2 separate regions of the Homo sapiens genome follow, and region 1 is linked to region 2. The links are chromatin contacts, found by Hi-C in ENCODE. All regions are on one chromosome and are shown on one strand. The core of a region is the stretch at or near the end of the contact, and the rest is flanking DNA. Distances in the headings are between cores, read along the strand shown.

Region 1 (7,068 bases), core at 1,978-4,477, 530 kb before region 2:
GGCTGGGTGAGGTGGCTAGTGCCTGTAATCTCAGCACTTTGGGAGGCCAAGGCAGGCGGATCACCTGAGGTCGGGAGTTCCAGACCAGCCTGACCAACATGGAAAAACCCTGTCTCTACTAAAAATACAAAATCAGCCAGGGGTGGTGGCACATGCCTGTAATCCCACCTACTTGGGAGGCTGAGGCAGGAGAATCGCTTGAACCTGGGAGGCGTAGGTTGCGGTGAGCGGAGATCATGCCATTAGACTCCAGCCTGGGCAACAAGAGCGAAACTGTCTCAAAAACAATTATATCTAATAAAAAAGATCTATTTAACAATGATCAGAATAGGAACATCTTTAATGCCATGCAAATTTAACAGCTTTCTCAGTGGATTTCTCAGTAGACTGTGACCAATGATCTCAAAATAAACTCATATTTACTCTTAAGAAATACTCTATATTTGAATCTTCTTAACAGCAAAAGCCCCAGGAACTTTTTCCTGAACTCCCTAACAGCAGCAGGAAAACAAGAGATTCTCGGCTCTCTTTATTTTTAAAAATCACAATAACTACCCTTGCATTTACTATTTACGTTTACCATATATCACCATTTACTATCACCATCATTTCATAAAAGATGCTTTATTTTAACACCAAGAAAGCAGAACTTTTTTAAAGAAAAGATAGTCCTTCAATTGAATAAATTGAATTGTATAAAAGACTCCCAATATTGTCCTTTTTTTCTTATTTCTGTTCCCTTACTGAGCTGAGCAGTTTGCATAATACCACACACAGGTTAGTCATGTGATTTAAATATGTATATGATAGTAATTTTGATACTATCACTTAAGTCATTCGAAATATCAGATGCACTGTGTGTCAAGTCAGTTATAGAGAACCACTGCTTCAGAGAAATCACATCTGAGGAAGAAACACCGCAGATACACCTCCTAAAAGTTCACCTTTGAAACAGAAATTTTGATACAAACTTCACTTTAACTACAACTGTAATTGTAATTATTACAGTTATTCTCCACTCACTAGATACTGTACTTGACACTCACGTTATTTAGTTGGCTACCAACGTGCACCTGTGATAAAGCTTTCCTATGGCACAACATTCACTTTCTTACTGAAAATGTCAAGAAAACCCCTACACACCTGCAACCATTAGGAAGCATTCTCCAGCTATCAAAAAAGTCACTGAATCGGCTAAGCGACTCTGTGTGGTATACACTAAATCAAAGGGGAAAAGGTGTTTTTTTGGAGGAAAAAAATACTGGATTAGCCATTTATTGAAACAATTTTACCCACAACAATACTTCTCCTTTCACTATATACCCTTCTATGTTGGTTTGGTTATTTTACAACATACATGTATATTGTAATAGCTGTTTTTTTTTTTTTTTGAGACAGAGTCTCACTCTGTCGCCCAGGCTGGAGTGCAGTGGCGAGACCTCGGTTCACTGCACCCTCTGCCTCCTAAGCAATTCTCCTGTCTCGGCCTCCCGAGCCGCTGGGATCACAAGCGTGTGCCACCACGCCCGACTAATTTTTATATTTTTTGTAGAGACGGGGTTTCACCATGTTGGCCAGGCTGGTATCGAACTCCTAACCTCAGGTGATCCACCCGCCTCGGCCTCCCAAACTACTGTGATTACAGGCGTGAGCCAGGGAGCTCGGCCTTGTTATATCTGGTTTTTGTTTTTTTGAGACGGAGCCTCGCTCTGTAGCCCAGGCTGGGGTACAGTGGCGCGAACTCGGCTCACTGCAACCTCCGCCTCCCGGGTTCAAGCGATTCTCCTGCCTCACCCTCCTGAGTAGCTGGGATTACAGGCGCGCGCTTTTTGTATTTTTAGTAGAGACAGGATTTCACCATGTTGGTCAGGCTGGTCTTGAACTCCTGACTTCAGGTGATCCGCCCGCCCCGGCCTCCCAAAGTGCTGGGATTACAGGCATGAGGCACCGCGCCTGGCCTGGTTTTTAATTACGAAGAAAAAATTACTATAGTCCCTTTGGTATCACCTACATTGGCAAAATTGCAGTCCCCCTCCACTCCCTGAAGCCACCAGAAATGACTGCTGTTGTCTACAAAGCCTACAGCTCTGATTTCATCTCAAGATGTGTCCTACTGGGTGACAGCAAATGCCATTTTTTAAAGGCTTGTATCTGTTATAAGCTTGGGAAATATTATCATGGCTTAAGAGGCTCTTTTGACAAAAGAAAACACTGTTCCCTGAAATCACCTGGGCTGTTCACGGGAATCTTTTCCTCGCCCTTCTGGTACTTGGACAAATGATCAAGGATATCAACAAATCAAGGTTCCCCGCATTTGAATGATCACAGAATTTTTGCGTGTTCTGTAAATGGGCTAAAACTACTGGAAACTGATTTCTTTTCGTCATCTCCAGGGCAGCTTGCCCAACGTGCCGCGACTATGATGTCTTAGACTTAACTACTTAAGGTAATACAATTACCAAATTCCTGGAAACGCAAAATTTCCTCAGACAGGTACCGGATTATTCACATCCAACCTGATGCAATTAACCACGTCTCAAGAAAAAAGGACGTTCCGTCCGCCTCGGGCGCCGGCCACAGCAGAAGCAGCACCGGCAGCAGGCCCGGGGTCCGCCGCCTGTGGCCCCTGCTCCTCCGCTCTGCGCCCTCGGGGCCACTGAACAACGCTGTCCCCGCCCCAGGCAAGGGACCCGGGCGATGGGGCGGCAGCCCCAGCCTCTCCCGGAGCGGCGGAAAGGCAAGCACGAGGGTCGCACCCGGCCTGTCTGCACACAGTCAAGCCGCAAGCGGGGTCCCAGAACCAGCTGAACCCCAACACCAACGGACGAAGGCCAGTGGGTCTCGGCGGCGAAGCCTGCGGGTTGTTCCAGAAGCCCCGAAGCCCAGAACGAGGACGGCGCGGGAAGGGAAAGGCGCAGGCGCGGGACACACTGGAGGGGCCCAGGAGCAGAGACGGCGCAGGCGCTGGGCCTGCCGGGGTCTGCGGGGACGCCCGGGCGCGGCAGCGCGGGCGGCGCTGAGGCGATAAACCAACCCGCCAGCGAACACTGCGGGAACCCGGCTGCTGCTCTTACCGCGCTGCACCGCATCGCTCCCTCGCAATCTCCTGGTTTGGGCTGGGCGGTGAGCTCACCCGGTGGCTCAGCCGAGACCCGTTGAGTCCGGCCTCAGGAAAGCAGCCTACCCCGCAGCGCCGCTTGCCGGGCCGCCCGGCCTCCCTCGCGGGCCCCGCCCTTGGCCAGCCCCTTCGCGCCCAGCAGGGCTGCGGCCGTCTGCGCAGGCGTCGTGGAGGCCCCGCCTACATTCCTTCACTGCGCAGGCGCCGCCGTCCCCCACCACCACCCCCTCCCCTTCCCCCATCTCCGGCTCGCGTCCGTCTCGGCACTGGGTCGCGCAGCCGCTCTGCCACTTGGCCGGTCAAGAAAGTAGCCGGCCAGCCGGTGCGCATGCCTCAGGTCTTGGGCTGGAGCCGGGCAAGGCGGGTCCCTTCAGAGGCCCCACTGGGCCCAGCGGAATGATGCTCAGAGTCCGCTAGTCCCAAAAGTTCTCCTCAGCGTGTTTACCGTGTGCCAAGGACTGTGCTATGCATGAGCCAGACAGCAGTGAGGAAAACACAAAGCCCTGTCCTCCTGGCACTCCCGGTACATAAGGGAACAGACAAAAAGAATAAGCGAGCAACATATATGTATATATATATGTATATACATATATATATACGTATATATATATACGTATATATATATGTATATATATACATATATATATACGTATATATATATGTATATATATGTGTATATATATACATATATATATGTATATATATATATATATATATATAAAATATTAAAGAAATTCTGGGGGAGTTCGAGTTCCATCGGCCCCCATCCGGGCCACCCTGCCACCTTAGCGGCTGCTCCTCCCCAGAATGCTGATGCCTAAGAAAAACCGGATTGCCATTTATGAACTCCTTTTTAAAGAGGAAGTCACGGTGGTCAAGAAGGATGTCCACATGCCTAAGCACCTGGAGTTGGCAGACAAGAATGTGCCCGGCCGGGCGCGGTGGCTTAGGCCTGTAATCCCAGCACTTTGGGAGGCCGAGGCGGGCGGATCACGAGGTCAGGAGTTCAAGACCAGCCTGGCCAAGATGGTGAAACCCGTGTCTACTAAAAATACAAAAATATTAGCCAGGCGCGGTGGCAGACACCTGTAATCCCAGCTAGTCGGGAGGCCAAGGCAGGAGAATTGCTTGAACCCAGGGGGCGGAGGTTGCAGTGAGCCGAGATCGCGCCCCTGCACTCCAGCCTGGGCGACAGAGTGAGACTCCTCTCAAAAAAAAAAGAATGTGTGTGCCCAACCTTCCTGTCATGTAGTCCCGAGGCTACTACGTGAAGGAACAGTTTGCCTGGAGACATGTCTACTGGTACCTTACCAATGAGGATATCCAGTATCTCCGTGATTACCTTCATCTGCCCCTGGAGATTGTGCCTGCCACCCTACGCCGCAGCCGTCCAGGGACTGGCAGGCCTCGGTCTAAAGGTCTGGAGGGTGAGCGACCTGCAAGACTCACAAGAGGAGAAGCCGACAGAGATACCTACAGAAGGAGTGCTGTGCCCCCTGGTGCCGACAAGAAAGCCGAGGCTGGGGCTGGGTCAGCAACCGAATTCCAGTTTAGAGGCAAATTTGGTCGTGGACACCGTCAGCCACCTCAGTAGAATTGGAGAGGATTATTTTGCATTGAATAAACTTACAGCCAAAAAGACTTAAAAAAAAAAAAAGAAAAAAATTGTATTATGTCGCAAATGAACCTGTTGCAATGATCATACAGGTTTTTTCCTTTGATAGTTTGTACTACTTTAATAGTTTTTTCTTTTATTACATAATCTTAGTTTCCTAGGAAAACCCCAACTTGGTCGTGATACATGTTTAATCCATTGCTGGATTATTTGCTAATATTTTATTTAGCGTTTTTGCATATATGTCCATAAGAAGTTAGTCCATACTTTTGCCTCCTTGTACTATTTATGTCTGGTTTGGTTTTAAGCCTATACTAAATTCACAGTGAGTTGGGGAGAATTCCATTTGCTTCTTTTTCTGAAAGATTATCTAGGCTGGGCACTGTGGCCTACGCTTGTAAAACTAGCATTTTGGGAGGCCGAGGTGGGCGGATTACCGGAGGTCGGGAGTTCAAGAACAGCCTGGCCAACATGGTGAAACCCCATCTCTACTAAAAATACAAAAAATTAGCCGGGCACACCTGTAATCCCAGCTACTCTGGAGGCTGAGGCAGGATAATTGCTTGAACCTGGGAGGCAGAGGTTGCAGTGAGCAGAGATCACGCCACTGCACTCCAGTCTGGGCTACAAAGCGAGACTTTCTGTCAAAAATAAATAATTAATTTTTAAAAATTATGTAGAAGATAAAAACTTTATGTTCTTTTTAATGTTTGCTGTCCATAAAATCATCTGGGCCAGGTACTTTTCTTTGGTTTTGTTTTTTTGTGAGATTTTTGAGGGGATGGGATACAGATTTTTTTTTTTTTTTTTTTTTTTTTGAGACGGAGTCTCGCTCTGTCGCCCAGGCTGGAGTGCAGTGGCACCATCTCGGCTCACTGCCAGCTCCGCCTCCCGGGTTCACGCCATTCTCCTGCCTCAGGCTCCCGAGTAGCTGGGACTACAGGCACCCACCACCAGGCCCGGCTAATTTTTTGTATTTTTAGTAGAGATGGGGTTTCACCATGTTAGCCAGGATGGTCTCGATCTTCTGACCTTGTGATCCGCCCACCTCGTCCTCCCAAAGTGCTGGGATTACAGGCTTGAGCCACTGCGCCCGGCCGGGATACAGATTTTAAAATAAACATTCAATTCCTTTGATGGTTCTAGATCTAGACAAACTTTTCTGTTTCTCCCTACTTCGTTTTTATGAAGTTATATTTTTCTTTTGAGACAGAATTTCTCTGTTGCAGTCACGTGATCTTGGCTCACTGCAACCTCCTCCTCCCAGGTTCAAGTGATTCTCCCGCCTCAGCCTCCCAAGTAGCTAGGGTTACAAGCATGTGCCACCACGCCCAGCTAATTTTTGTATTTTTGGTAGAGTTGGGGTTTTGCTATGCTGGCCAGGCTGGTCTCGAACTCCTGAGATCAGGTGATCCACCAACCTCGGCCTCCCAAAGTGCTGGGATTACAAGCACCCCACCTGGCCTGAAGTTGTATTTTTCTATAAAACTGCCTGTTTTGATATTTTAAAAAATCACTGGCATAACGTGGTTTATGTAATGTCCTTATGATTTTTGTCTTAATACTGTTTATTTATTTTATATATTTATTTAGAGATTGAGTCTTGCTCTATTGCCCAGGCTGGAGTGCAGTGGCCTGATCTTGGCTCACTGCGACCTCCGCCTCTCAGGTTCAAGCAATTCTCGTGCCTCAGCCTCCTGAGTAACTGGGATTATAGGCACCCACCACCACACCCAGCTAATTTTTGTGTGTGTGTTTTGTTGTTGCTGTTGTTGTTGTTTCTTTTTGTGAGACAAAGTTTTGCTGTTGTTGCCCAGGCTGGAGTATAATGGCGCAATCTCGGCTCGGCACAACCTCCATCTCCCGGGTTCAAGCAATTCTCCTGCCTCAGCCTCCTGAGTGGCTGGGATGACAGGCATGCGCCACTACACCAGGCTAATTTTATATTCTTAGTAGAGATGGGGTTTCTCCATGTTGGTCATGCTGTTCTCGAACTCCTGACCTCAGGTGATCCGCCCGCCTCAGCCTCCCAAAGTGCTGGGATTACCAGGGTGAGCCACCACACCTGGCCATTTTCATATTTTTAGTAGAGACGGAGTTTCACCATGTTGGCCAGGCTGGTCTCAAACTCCTGACCTCAAGTGATCTGTCAGTCTCGACCTCCCAAAGTGCCAGGATTACAAGCGAGAGCCACCGCACCCAGCCTAGCCACCACACCTGGCCCATTTATTTCTAAATAGACAATACATTTGTATATTTCAAAATTCAGAAGGCACCATCTCAACCCCATCCCTATTCCTGTAGTTTCTCAGATACAACCAAATAGATTCAGTTT
Region 2 (7,432 bases), core at 67-2,566:
CTAAAGAAACCTCACGAGTGCGATCTCTGTGGGAAAGCCTTTTGTCACAGGTCACACCTCATCCGACACCAGCGGATCCACACTGGGAAGAAACCATACAAATGCGATGAGTGCGGGAAGGCCTTCAGCCAGAGCTCCAACCTCATTGAGCACCGCAAGACCCACACTGGCGAGAAGCCCTACAAATGCCAGAAGTGTGGGAAAGCCTTCAGCCAGAGCTCCTCCCTCATTGAGCACCAGCGCATCCACACCGGTGAGAAGCCCTACGAGTGCTGTCAGTGTGGCAAGGCCTTTTGCCACAGCTCTGCGCTGATCCAGCACCAGAGAATCCACACCGGCAAGAAGCCCTACACCTGCGAGTGTGGCAAAGCCTTCCGGCACCGGTCAGCCCTCATTGAGCACTATAAAACCCACACCAGAGAGAAGCCCTACGTGTGCAATCTGTGCGGCAAGTCCTTCCGGGGGAGCTCGCACCTGATTCGCCATCAGAAGATTCATTCTGGGGAGAAGCTATAGAAAGAGGAGCCCACACAAAGCTTGAAAGCCTGTGCCAGATGGAGCCTTTATTCCACGTCGCGTGGTCTCCAAGACCCCACCTACCTCCCTGATGCTGAATGGAAACCTTCCCACCTAAGCGCTCTTGAACATCCCACTAGCAGGAAGGCCCTGTGTGGCCCTGGGCCAAGCACGCCAGCTCTCAGCAGGTTTTCTGCATGGAAGGGAAGGTGGGGTGATAGGGAGGGCAGCCAGAAAAGACAGCTGGCCTTCAGTTTCTCCTTCTTGCATTTGACTCCCAAGCCTACAGGATTTCATTTTGCCCTGTCTTCACATTTCCCAGAATCTAGAAGAATAAATGCCAAGAGGGAGAAAGTTGAATTAAACCCAGGAAAATATCAGAAGAACTCTTTAAAACAGGCTGCAGTCTGGCACTTTTAGAAGACAGAAACCACACTCACAGTCCAAAGCAGTAGAAGAAAAATGAATTCAAAAGTAGATGTGTCAGCAGCAAAGTAGAATTTTCTCACTGCGTTGGGCATTGGTGGGGACAACCAAAACAGGTCTGCAGAGCAAAGGCAGGTCTGGAGGGTGGGTCTTGAGATTGGGGATGAGGGTGGTGAGCCCCTGGGCGTGGCCTCTTAACCCTCTCCTTAGCCCTAGGGCAGTTTCCCTCAGACAGCTCTGTTACAGGAGGATAGAGATTTGATCCTGTTGGCCAGAGGATGTTTGACACCCAGCCGTGACTCAGCCTGGACACCGGACATGACTGCCCTCCAGGAATAACCCCTCCCTGAGACATAGTGTCCCCAAGACCACAGTGTGCCTTGGACATCAGCAGGGCCTGGGTCTGGTCTGTTCTGGCAATGATGCAGCCCTCCTGCCCCAGTGTCAGGGGACCTGGGAAGCTGGGTGGCTTGTTGGAGGAGGCTGTGTTCTAATCAGAAGGTCTGGGTTCAAGTCCTAGTTCCACCCCCTCCTACCTGGGTGAGCTTGAACAAGTCCTGTAACTTCCCCAGGCTCCATTCCCCCATCCAAGAGTTGGGGTAATGGGAACTGGCCACGTGCCTCTAAGGGTTGGTGCCAGGCTGTCATTCAGAACACAGCCACTGTGAAAGTGCTTTGGCAACTGTGAGCAGTCATGGTGACTGAGGACAGAGACCCAGAGTGACCCCTGCCCCACCCCTGTGCATTTCCACGGACTGGAGAGATGTTCCCGTCTGGTTTCTGAGCAGTGGGACCTCTCATTGAACAGGGCTTTCTCTCCCTCCACCCCTTGCAGCCTGGGCTGTGTATGCCTGCGGATGCAGTGTCCCACACAAGGACACTTCCTCTAGGATGCCATCCTGAGCCTCCTGTAGCAGCAGTGTCATTCTGCACTTCCACATTCTGTCTGTCTTCCCCGCCTGCCAACTAGGAGTTCACGTGGGGCTTGTTTAAACAGTACCATTGCTTGTGTCCCACCTGGACCAGTTCAGTCAGCCCCAGTGGTGGCATGTTTTAAAGCTCCCCAGGTGATTATAACTTCCTAGTGTGCAGCCAGGCTGTGGGCCCTGTGCTGGGCTTTTTTTTTTGAGATGGAGTGTTGCCCTGTTGCCAGGCTGGAATGCAGTGGCGTGATCTTGGCTTACTGCAAGCTCTGCCTCCTGGGTTCAAGCGATTCCCCTGCTTCAGCCTCCTGAGTAGCTGGGACTACAGGTGCGTGCCACCATGCCTGGCTAATTTTTTGTATTTTTAGTACAGACGGGGTTTCACCATGTTGGCCAGGATGGTCTCGATCTCTTGACCTCGTGATCTGCCCGCCTTGACCTCCCAAAGTGCCGGGATTACAGGCATGAGCCTCCACACCTGGCCCATGCTGGGTTTTTGTGCATCCCTCGACAGCTTCCAATGTCAGCCTGCTGGCTTTGGCTGAGCAGAGCTTGAAGGCCATTCTGTCTCAGTGCCCTCACTCCCTGCTCCCCGCACCCGGAGCCTCAGGGATGGGCTCAGGCTGATGGTCAGCTGGGCGCTTGGAAAGTGTTTGGCTGGGGCCTTGGGGATCTCTTTAGTCCTGGCTTCCCTTGGGCTCCTCAGAGCTAGTGGGGAAGGAGGCAGTCTAGGCTGTTTTGAAGTTTCCTAAACATTTATGGCTGGGCTAACATGAACTCATCATGGTAACACTGGGTATTTCAGCTGATCAGAAGCTCAGCATGGCCATTATGCCTAGTTTTGATGAATAAACATGGGAAAGCCATAACTGTTACTAAGTGGGTCTTGATAGGCCAGAGATTTCCAAATGACAGATATGATGGGCTGGAGAGGTCATGGTGGGAGTTCCAGCCATGCCTCTGTCCAGCCCCTGTCTTTGCTACGTATGTGAAACATTTAACATTTAACCAGCACTCCATTGTCCACCAGAACCCTCTGTGTAACCAGTTGGACTGACTGGATGGTGCCCTGGGCATTGCCTGCAAGTGGCCTGTCATTTCAGGCCTGTCTCTATCAAGAGTGAAGAGAGAATGCTAGGATGCAGTGGGGACAGCAGGCGGCATCAAGCAGGGGTCCCTGAAAGATCTACCTCCTCTTTACACCTGCCCCTCTTCCCCACCGTTATCATCTGGCAAATGTCTGTTACCTATCTTTGGTTTCTCCCTCCCCATCCTTCCTGCACACCCCAGCCAAATTGATTTTTAAAGCATCATTTTGCACAAGTCACCACTCTCCTTAAAACCAACTTTCAGGAGCTTTCCTGCACGTAAACCCTCGTTTCAGCCAACCTGGTTTACCCACTCTGAGCAAGCCGCATGGAGATCAGGCCGCCCCTGCCCACTCCAGCATCACTCCCAGCTCATAATTCTGTGCTGTTCTTGCATTTTGAAATGTGCACTTTCTCCTCCTCTCCCTCCCTCTCTCTTTCTAATTTTTGTGTAACGTGGAGATGAAGATCCCCCCTCTCTCCCAAGGGTTAACAGATAAACATGGTAAGACCAGGTTCTTTTTTGGAAGTATGACCAGAGCCTCATTCCCTCTGTTCAAATTCTTTCCTTGTTTTATTAGTTTTTTTTTTTTTTTTTTTTTTTTTGAGACAGAGTCTCACTGTCACCCAGGCTGGAGTGCAGTGGTGCGATCTTGGCTTGCTGCAACCTCTGCCTCCCGGGTTCAAGTGATTCTCCTGCCTCAGCCTCCTGAGTAGCTGGGATTACAGGCATGTGCCACCACGCCTGGCTAACTTTTGTATTTTTAGTAGAGATGGGGTTTCACCATGTTGGCCAGGCTGGTCTCGAACTCCTGACCTCCTGATCTGCCTGCCTTGGCCTCCTGAAGTGTTGGGATTACAGGCGTGAGCCATGTGCCCAGCCAGCTTATTAGATTTTTTTTTTTAAACTCTCTCATTCTATTTAGATTCTCAAACAGTGTAAAGTTATAAAAGATCATCCCTGGCAATATTTTAATCAATTATCTTTTAATTTAGTTGTTCTTTGTTTTTGTTGTCCTACCTTTTTTTTTCTTTTTTCTTTTTTCTTTTTTTGAGATGGAGTCTTGCTTTGTCACCCAGGCTGTAGTGCAGTGGGGCGATCTCGGCTTACTGCAAGCTCTACCTCCCAGGTTCAGACCATTCTCCTGCCTCAGCCTCCCAAGTAGCTGGGACTACAGGCACCCGCCACCACGCCCGGCTAATTTTTTGTATTTTTAATAGAGACGGGGTTTCACCGTGTTAGCCAAGATGGTATCTATCTCCTGAGCTCGTGATCCGCCCGCCTCGGCCTCCCAAAGTGCTGGGATTACAGGTGTGAGCCACCGCGCTCGGCATTTTTTTATTTCTTCTTCTCCTTAGAGTGACAGCTTTGTCTGCACTCCGTAAGTTTTGACGTGGTGTTTTTTGTTATAGTATTAAGAATTTCCTTTTGCCCAAATGTTATTATTTAAAAATATTTCTAAGTGGGCCGGGCATGGTGACTCACACCTGTAATCCCAGCACTTTGGAAGGCCGAGGTGGGTGGATCACGAGGTCAGGAGTTTAAGACCAGCCTGGCCAACATGGTGAAAACCCGTCTCTACTAAAAATACAAAAATTAACTGGGCATGGTGGCGGGTGCCTGTAATCCCAGCTACACGGGAGGCTGAGGCAGGAGAATCGCTTGAACCCGGGAGGCGGAGGTTGCAGTGAGCCAAGATTGTGCCACTACCCTTCAGCCTGGGTGACAGGGCAAGACTCCATCTCGGGGAAAACAACAACAACAAAAACAAAAAATAGCCGGGAGCGGTGGCTCAAGCCTGTAATCCCAGCACTTTGGGAGGCCAAGACGGGCAGATCATGAGGTCAGGAGATCGAAACCATCCTGGCTAACACGATGAAACCCTGTCTCTATTAAAAATACAAAAAATTAGCCGTGCGTGGTGGCTACAGGCAGCTGTGCGCCTGTAGTCCCAGCTACTTGGGAGGCTGAGGCAGGAGAATGGTGTGAACCCGGGAGGCAGAGCTTGCAGTGAGCCGAGGTGGTGCCACTGCACTCCAGCCTGGGCAAAAGAGCTAGACTCTGTCTCAAAAAAAATATATATAAAAAAAATTTCTAAGTGATGAATGCTTAGGGTATTGCTGCTTATTTCTTACTGTACTGTGGTGTCAACATTTCTAAGTGTCCATAGGACTTCTTTGGGCCTGAATATATTATCAGTTTTTATAAAAGCATTTGTGTAATCTCAAAATGTGTTTTTATTCTACCAGTTCTATTTGTTAACTCAATTTTTTCATTATTTTATTCAAATCCATATTTTCTCTGACTTTCATTTACTTTAGAGTTCTTAATCTGGGGGTCCATGGCCTGCCTAGGAGTCTTTAGCATGTAGGGGTTTAGGAGTTGCAGACCCCTAGGGATCGAACAAAGCTGGGTATGTGCTTGAAGGAATTTTGCTGGGACAAGGATCTGTAGTATTTACTATATTTTTAAATGCCTCTGTGACACCAAAGCAGTTCAGAACACTCATTTACCTGATCTAATCATAGTTTGATGTTTGTGTGTTATATCTCTATGTATTCCTGTTTCACTTTTAATTTCTGTATGTGTATTGTCGCTATGTTGTGCAGTTTTTCTCAAGTCATTTTTGAGAAATAGGCAGGGTATGAATTATCAATAAATAAGTATCATGTTTGGGGCATATATATTTAATAGTGATATATTGAAAAACTCGGCCAGGCACAGTGGCTCATGCCTGTAATCCTAGCACTTTGGGAGGCCAAGGTGGGCGGATCACTTGAGGTCAGGAGTTTGAAACGAGCTTGGCCATAATAGTGAAACCCCATCTCTACTAAAAATACAAAAAATTAGCTGGGCATGGTGGTTTGTGCCTGTAATCCCAGCTACTTGGGAGGCTGGGGCAGAAGAATCACTTGAACCCGGGAGGTGGAGGTTGCAATGAGCAGAGATTGTGCCACTGCACTCCAGCCTGGGTGACAGAGCAAGACTCCATCTCAAAAAAAAAAAAAAAAAAAGAAAAAGAAAAACTATGCTAAGTACCCTCTTTGCCTCTTTTAATATTTCTAGCTTAAACTTGTCTTTTCCAAATATTATAATTGAAGCCCCCTGCTTTTCTTGAATTTGCCTGGTAGAGTTTAGCTCAGCATTTTGTTTTTTAAATTTGTGTATATATTTTGCTATACATCTACATAAACAACAAATTGTTAGAGTTTGTTTTCTGGTTCTTTCTGTAATTTATTTTTGTACGAGAAGTTCTATCATTAATACTATTGAGCAAGGCATAATTTATTTTCATTTTAATATTTTAATATATATTAACTAATTTAACCTCAAAAAGCCATGCTCACCCCTCACTCCCATCTCTAGGAGTTATTAACCATATGTGGAGTGTCATTTCTGGATAGACTAGAGGTCTGCCATTGGGCCCACCTGTCTCTCTTCTTGTCACATTTGGGTTCAGTGCCAAGATCTGCCCTGAGCCCATTCCTCAAGTTACAGCCTCTGACTTCAGGGTCCTAAGCTATAACATGGGGGAATGATGACACTCACAGCCTTGGGGGCCTCAGTGGTATAAGGAATGCAAACATGCTTAGCAAACTATCAGGTGCAGTTGATTATTACACTATTAGTGTTTTGAAGTATTTCTTTCTTTCTTTTTTTTTTTTTTTGAGATGAAGTCTTGCTCTGTAGCCCAGGCTGGAGTGCAGTGGTGCGATCTCGGCTCACTGCAACCAGGATCAAGCGATTCTCCTGCCTCAGCCTCCAAAGTAGCTGAGATTACAGGCACGCGCCATTGCACCTGGCTAATTTTTTTTTTTTTTTTTTGGGGGACGGAGTCTCACTCTGTTGCCAGGCTAGAGTGCAGTGGCGTGATCTCAGCTCACTGCAACCTCCACCTCCCAGGTTCAAGCGATTCTCTTGCCTCGGCCTCCCAAGTAGCTGGGATAACAGCTGGGATAACAGGCATGCGCCACCATGCCCTGCTAATTTTGTATTTTTAGTAGAGGCATGGTTTCCCCATGTTCGCCAGGCCGGTCTCTATCTCCTGACCTCAGGTGATCCACCAGCCTCAGCCTCCCAAAGTGCTGGGATTACAGACATGAGCCACTGCGCCTGGGCCTCCTATGAGTCTTTAATGCCAAGGATGCTTCCTCAGGATAAAGGCTTATGTCCATTTCAGTGTCGACTGTCAGGGACTCAGCTGCAGACTCTTTTGACTCATCTGCTTTTTATTTGTTTTTAATTTTTTTGCAAGCCTTTATGCTGCTTTCCTGTCTTTCTCCTCTTCCTGAGTTCTCTTCCCCATACCTACAGCGTGGCCTCCGCACATACCAAGCTTGCAAGCTTGCTGTTTGCTGCAAAGAAACCTGGACTGACAATCTCTCTTCTGTCATCTGGGCAGCCAGACTGAGTGTCCCCTTCTACCTGGGTGCCTGTGTGCATGTCCTCTAACCCCTAACCCTTTGCAGCTTCTGTTT

What was found. A loop is a pair of places that touch in the nucleus more often than their neighbours do. Pooled maps may share reads with other maps.
Region 1: a loop to region 2 is called in a map of psoas muscle, with 10 times the contacts of the local background. The contact joins the promoter of SPECC1L here to the enhancer-like site in region 2. A Hi-C loop is called at or near these places in 1 of 168 maps with a recorded cell type or tissue (psoas muscle), 2 of 37 single-sample maps with no recorded cell type and 7 of 50 pooled maps.

What each region holds. Positions count from the first base shown.
Region 1 is chr22:24,266,990-24,274,057 of GRCh38, reverse strand. It overlaps SPECC1L (sperm antigen with calponin homology and coiled-coil domains 1 like), which reads right to left and starts at 3,227. Exons shown (of 17, transcript NM_015330.6): 1 at 3,075-3,227. SPECC1L-ADORA2A (SPECC1L-ADORA2A readthrough (NMD candidate)) reads right to left here and starts at 3,241. Exons shown (of 20, transcript NR_103546.1): 1 at 3,075-3,241. It also overlaps the pseudogene RPS10P29. RefSeq lists an enhancer at 2,769-2,848 and a silencer at 2,909-3,438.
Region 2 is chr22:23,736,884-23,744,315 of GRCh38, reverse strand. It overlaps ZNF70 (zinc finger protein 70), which reads left to right. Exons shown (of 2, transcript NM_021916.4): 2 at 1-5,634. The coding sequence ends at 516. Among named protein-coding and RNA genes, the nearest start is that of ZNF70, 11 kb to the left of the region's middle. Within about 2 kb of position 1,316, at least 6 of the 41 ENCODE cell types and tissues checked have a DNase peak (open chromatin) inside an H3K27ac peak, as active enhancers do; they include psoas muscle, where a contact is called at or near this core.